Regions from separate parts of the Homo sapiens genome. Here region 2 is linked to region 1. The links are chromatin loops, found by intact Hi-C in ENCODE. Cell type or tissue: PC-9. All regions are shown on one strand. Links, peaks and the distances in the headings refer to the core of each region. The heading gives the core; the rest is flanking DNA. Region 1 overlaps CRACDL (CRACD like). Region 2 overlaps LOC107985922 (a long non-coding RNA gene).

Region 1 (2,914 bases), core at 310-2,809:
GGCCAGAATTCATATGCCCCTTTTAAGGACGAGATACTTGAGGCCCAGAAAGCAGAAGAGGGGTGTGCCTGTGACGAGAGCAGGAGCACGGGCGTGGGGGTCTCTCACCTCTCAGTTCGGCACCTCACCCAGGTGCCTGCTGCTCCCCCGATGCTTGGCACTGTCCTACCAGGATGTGCTGCTGACAACTTCTCAGCCTCCCTTTAAAAATAAAGGTGTCTTAGATCTTTCTGATTCTCTGTGCCCAGCAAACTCACTGGAAGCTAAGCCCAGAACAGCCCCTCTTTTACTGAGTGGTAATTCCCTGCAACCTTGAGCTCAACACCTTATTTACATCGCCTCATTTAATCCTCCTGTCACCCGTAAGAGGAGGCACCACATTATTGGCTCCACTTTGCAGAAAAGGAAATGGGCCCTGTCAGGGCAAACCCTGGCCGAGGCCACCAGCAGGTGAATGGAGCTAGGCCTGGTGAACTGCAACCCTGAGCTCTGATGGCAGGTGGGTGTGGAGGGAGGGAACACTCCAACTCCCACTCTCTCGGCTTTGAGGCTCCTCCTTCTTTTGTAGAAACGGTTGTCATTGTGAGCAGAGCAGACTCTGGTTTTGGGGGATCCTCAAAACAGTGGCTGGGAAACAAGGAGCATTATTTATTTATTTATTTATTTATTTATTTATTTATTTATTTATTTTGAGACAGAGTCTTGCTGTGTTGCCCAGGCTGGAGTGTAGTGACGTGATCTTGGCTCACTGCAACCTCCACCTCCCAGGTTCAAGTGATTCTCCTGCTTCAGCCTCCCAAGTAGCTGGGATTACAGGCATGCACCACCATGCCCAGCTAATTTTTTGTATTTTTAGTAGAGACGGGGTTTCACCACGTTGGTCAGGCTGGTCTCGAACTCCTGGCCTCAGGTGATTCACCCGCCTTGGCCTCCCAAAGTGCTGGGATTACAGGTGTGAGCCACCACACCTGGCCTCAAGGAGCTTCTTAGTTTTCAGAGGTGAGACAGTCTCCTCTTCTCAATGGGGAAGTGGGAGGTCCTGCCTGAGGGTGCATCCCAGCTCACAGCCCCCTTGGTAAGAGGTCTCTGAAATCGGCTTCCTGCAGGTAGGAGCAGCTGGAGGAGGAGACAGAGCCATCCTTCCGAGGTGGGAAGTGGTGCCAAGTTATAGGGAAAGTGCGATGTGGGAGAGATGGCGTTACTGACTACTCATGATGTACTAATCCGGAGGGGTGGGAATCGGGGCAAAATGCAGCCATTTCCTGCTTCAGAATTAAGTTTCCCCTTTTTGAAAGCGGCCCAAGCCCCGCTACCCATTCCTTTTGTTGTTGGCTTCCGTAGCTACTCTGCTGGCCCTCTGCCACTCTCACTTATGGGCTTTGTACCTCGAGACAGGCTCTGTGAGTTTACAGGTGGCAGAGGAACAAGATTCTCCTGCCTGTAAGGGAACCAGGGAAAAAGAGCAAAGTGGCCAGGTGGCTTGAGGTGTGCTAACAGATGGAGCGTTTGGTGCCAGGCCCGTTCCCTGGAGAGGCCAGCTGGTCTGGGTGTCAGGTTTCAGTGGGCCTTAGAGCAGGCGGGTCAGCAGCAGAAATGTGCTGGAGGGAGGAAATGCCATTTGCCTGGCCAGTGTTTGCTCGCGTCCTGCAGCCTGACAGCTCAATTTGTTTGCACCCACAGATTTCATGAACAGTGGTTTGACGACGGTTGCTTGGGTCCAGATTACATGGAAACATTTAGAACCTCCCCTGGGATTGCATCCTTATCTCGTAATCATAACTGCTTTCTCAGATTTGTAATAAGGGTTTTCCTGAACCTGCTCACCCCTTCTTATAAGTTACAGCAGTGACATCGCAGTTTTTATGTGTAAACCAGAAGCAAGTTGAACCAAAATAAAGAAAGCAATTTTGTGAACAAATAAGTTCCCCTTGAGAAGCACTGGGAATCAAATGCAAATATCATAAGGGACAGTTAAGAATCTGCTGTTGCTATCTAGGGCTCATGAATCTCCTGATGTGCAGAGAAACCATACATAGCAATCGCTTGACAGCTTTCTGCCAATCTCTTCTGAATTTTCACTGAAGAAACCTCCCCAGAGTCTCAGAGGAAGCAGAGCTGCTGAGATGCTGATTCACTGTGTGAGGCTTAAACTCAGGACGCATTTATACATCCTGTACTCTCAGTGTTTGCATGAAGCTTTTAAACACGGGGCTGGGCAAGACAAGTTTGGGGCAGTGGGCTTTTTCCGTGTGTAGACCTCTGAACCTTTAGGATTATTCTGGCTGTGCAAATTTACTGATACAAATAAATATAGGGACTCTGGCTAGGCTGAGAGAAAACAGATGAGGTATGAATGAAATTTATTTCTGTACAGATGGACTTTTAGTGGAAATTGTGAGGCTCACTCCACTTCCCAAGTGTAGGTCCCAGCCTTCGGTAGACTCTGAATGTCGTTGCACCACTGATGGAGGCAACACCAGAGAGGGGAAGGTCATTGGACTGTAAGCCACCTTGGAAACCCGAGCCTTGGTCTGTTGTCCAGGGCAAGTGGCAGCTTGTACCAGGGAAGGGAGGGGACAGACCTTAATGGAGTTTATCTGCCTGATAGGCATTTGCAGCAATAGAGTGAGTTTGGCTTTGGGTTTTTGTTTGGGCTGATAAAATCTTTCTGTTCACTTCCAAGCTGTTGGGTCGACAGGCTATCCACAGGCTGTGGGATGGGAGAAACTGTGGAGCCATCCAGCTGTGTGGCCAGGAAGGATGGCTAGCCTCTCCCCTGCCAGACTACTCACTGCAGGGACAGGGCAGGCATTTGCCAGGTAAATAACTTTTGCTGGAGGGTTGACATGGAATGGCATGTGCAAGAGAGGCGGTGTGGGACCCATTCCTGTCCCACAGCTGAGATTTTGGAATT
Region 2 (2,914 bases), core at 106-2,605, 170 kb after region 1:
GGAATGGCTCAGCTTGAGGGCCAGAGGTTAGAGGCGAGCAGGCATGAGAAGAGGCGGGTCTTGGGTTTTCCTCCAACCAGACTGTAAACTCCTTGAAGGCCAAGACCACATTTTACACTTCTGTCTTTCAGACAGCTGATCACGTGATGAGAGCTCAACACAGAGGCACTGATAGAGTAGTCTCTCTTTACCAGTGATACTGTCCTGATGGCTGCCATGAGACACGTGAATGGTCTCTTTTAAGAACAATGTAAATAAGAGAGGTGTTTTCTAGAATCCGTATAAATCCCACTTGACCTGAAAGATCTGAGAGGCTTATAGTTCTCCATTCCCTCATGTTTCCAGGACCAGCTTCTGGTTTGGCTTGAAATGATGCCTAATATGCTTTTTGTTTTTTTGAGATGGAGTTTCGCTCTTGTTGCCAGGCTGGGGTGCAATGGTGCAATCTTGGCTCACTGCAACCTCCGCCTCCTGGGTTCAAACGATTCTCTTGACTCAGCCTCCTGAGTAGCTGGGATTACACGCGCGTGCCACCATGCCCAGTTAATTATGTACTTTTAGTAGAGGTGGGGTTTCACCATGTTGGCCAGGCTGTTCTTGAACTCCTGACCTCAACTGACCTGCCTGCCTTGGTCTCCCAAAGTGCTGGGATTACACGCATGGGCCACCATGCCTGGCCCCCTCCACCTTTTTTTCTTGACTGGACTCTGGCTTTCACAAACACCTACTTGTAGGGATATGGTCAGTTGCCCTAAAAGAGGATAAAGAAACATCCGAGGCCATGACAAGGTAGCATAGACTCTGTTTTCCAGATACCCATAACTCCAACAATTGGCAGTCAGGGTACTGGATGTTTGATGTGAACAAAGATTTTTATTCTCTTTGAAAGGTACTGATAGAGTAGCACAGTTGAATTGCTTGAATTGGTTTTATGCATGGGCAGATTTCAGATACAGGGCTGTTCATCCAGTAACTTTTACAAGTACCAAATTTATAAAAGAAGAAAAAGAAAAGAAAAAAATCTCCAAAGCTCTGTAATTGTCTGGCACACAATTCTCTTCCACTGTGTCTTCTGAGTATACATTGAATATAATGAAAATAAGTGAGTCAGCTTGAACGATGCGGCTACATCCCTTACAAGGGAGGGGTGATCCCTTCAAGCTTTCTAAACCATCTTGACAGAGACTTTTGCTGCCACTCAGCATTGTTGTTTGTTCTAACAATGCATGCAGGGTAGCCTGTCCCCCACTAAGACAGGTTGGATTCTCTAGAGTTTTCTGTAAAAATTTTAGGAATGCCTTGTGTACATTATGTAAATACCAACAGCCACAACACTTAAGCATGGTAAACACTTACAATTTCATAATTGTGTAGCCACACAACCTGACATTTGTATGAGTCACTTGATAGATAACATCTTCCCCAGTGGTATGAAAGTGAAATAGAAAAGGCATCTTTCAAGGGTTCTCTCTTTGGGCAAAGGTGTGGGGGGAAGAATAAAAATTTAAAAATAAGAATAATTTTGCTGGGCACAGTGGCTCACACCTGTAATCTCAGCACTTTGGGAGGCCAAGGTGGGCATATCACCTGAACTCAGGAGTTCAAGACCAGCCTGGGCAACATGACAAAACCCTGTCTTTACAAAAAATACAAAAGTTAGCCAAGCATGGTGGTGTGTGCCTGTAGTCCCAGCTACTTGGGAGGCTGAGGCAAGAGAATCACTGAGCCTGGGACATGGAGCTTGCAGTGAGCTGAAATCACACCACTGCACTCCAGCCTGGGTGATGGGTGTGAAACCCTGTCTCAAAAAATAAAAATAAAAAAATAATAATTCAGTTCTGTTAGAAATCTAAGGTCTTTCATCTGGATGAAACTTAACATCCACCTAGAGTTGAATATACACAGTGGTTGGTTCTGTTTGAATTTTCTCTCCTTAATTTCTTGGGCCTCCCGTGCCCTGTCTGATTATACAACAGAAATAGTTTGTATGCTGTGTCTGAAACACTCTGCATCTAACAAAGAGTTAATAGACTCTACACTGTTCACCTTGGTCCCAGTTTATCTAGTTTCTGGATGAAAGTGATTGAGTGCACTGTTGATCAATTACAATGGAGAGGTCTCCTACCGTTTGTGCATATACATTTAAAAAAGCCAGGGAGGTCCGAGCGCGGTGGCTCACACCCATAATCCCAGCACTTTGGGAGGCCGAGGTGGGCAGATCACCTGAGGTCGGGAGTTTGAAACCAGCCTGACCAACATGGAGAAACCCCATCTCTACTAAAAATACAAAATTAGCTGGACATGGTGGCACATGCCTGCAATCCCAACTATTTGGGAGGCTGAGGCAGGAGAATCACTTGAACCCGGGAGGCAGAGGTTGCGGTGAGCCAAGACTGCGCCATTGCACTCCAGCCTGGGCAACAGGAGCAAAACTCCATCTCAAAATAAAATAAAATAAGATAAAATAAAATAAAATAAAATAAAATAAAATAAAATAAAATAAAAATAAAATAAAAAGCCAGGGAGAACCTCCTGATGTGATTCCTCTAGCAGGCTTTACACTGGGTCGGGGAAAGAATCTCACTAGAGCTAGTAGCCAAGAAGCCAGAAAACACAATCTTTATAAATATTCATAAATAATGCAAGCTTGATTGTTAATGCATGGAGGGGGCTGGGGTAGAAAAGAAAACTAGAGATTATGTGCTTGAATTCTTAGAAGCTGACTGCTATAGGCATGGCCCCACCAACAGCCATTTACCATCAAAGAGATAAAAGGAAAAGATTCACTCCCTGTGTGTACTCTGCTTTTAGCTCAGATATCACTTCCAGGAAGGCTTCCTTGCCCCCAGATGGCTTAATCCTATCGGCTGTCCCAGAACTGTGCGTTTGTAGCATTGTACTATGGTTTAATTAC

What was found. Peaks named below come from ENCODE experiments on the same cell type or tissue, not always from the same donor. Only the 100,000 strongest peaks of a DNase experiment are listed, where the experiment ranks them.
Region 2: a loop joins it to region 1, with 7 times the contacts of the local background. A loop is called at or near these places in 3 of 110 quality-filtered maps.

Annotation. Positions count from the first base shown.
Region 1 is chr2:98,908,298-98,911,211 of GRCh38, reverse strand. All of the region lies in intron 1 of CRACDL (CRACD like), which reads left to right. Among named protein-coding and RNA genes, the nearest start is that of CRACDL, 26 kb to the left of the region's middle. RefSeq lists an enhancer at 1,053-1,552. In PC-9, for the core only: no CTCF peak of the experiment used is centred there; a DNase peak (open chromatin) is centred at 1,551.
Region 2 is chr2:98,735,039-98,737,952 of GRCh38, reverse strand. The region is part of intron 1 of LOC107985922 (a long non-coding RNA gene); the gene reads right to left. Among named protein-coding and RNA genes, the nearest start is that of MGAT4A, 5.4 kb to the right of the region's middle. In PC-9, for the core only: no CTCF peak of the experiment used is centred there; a DNase peak (open chromatin) is centred at 1,322; H3K27ac peaks cover 1,064 bases.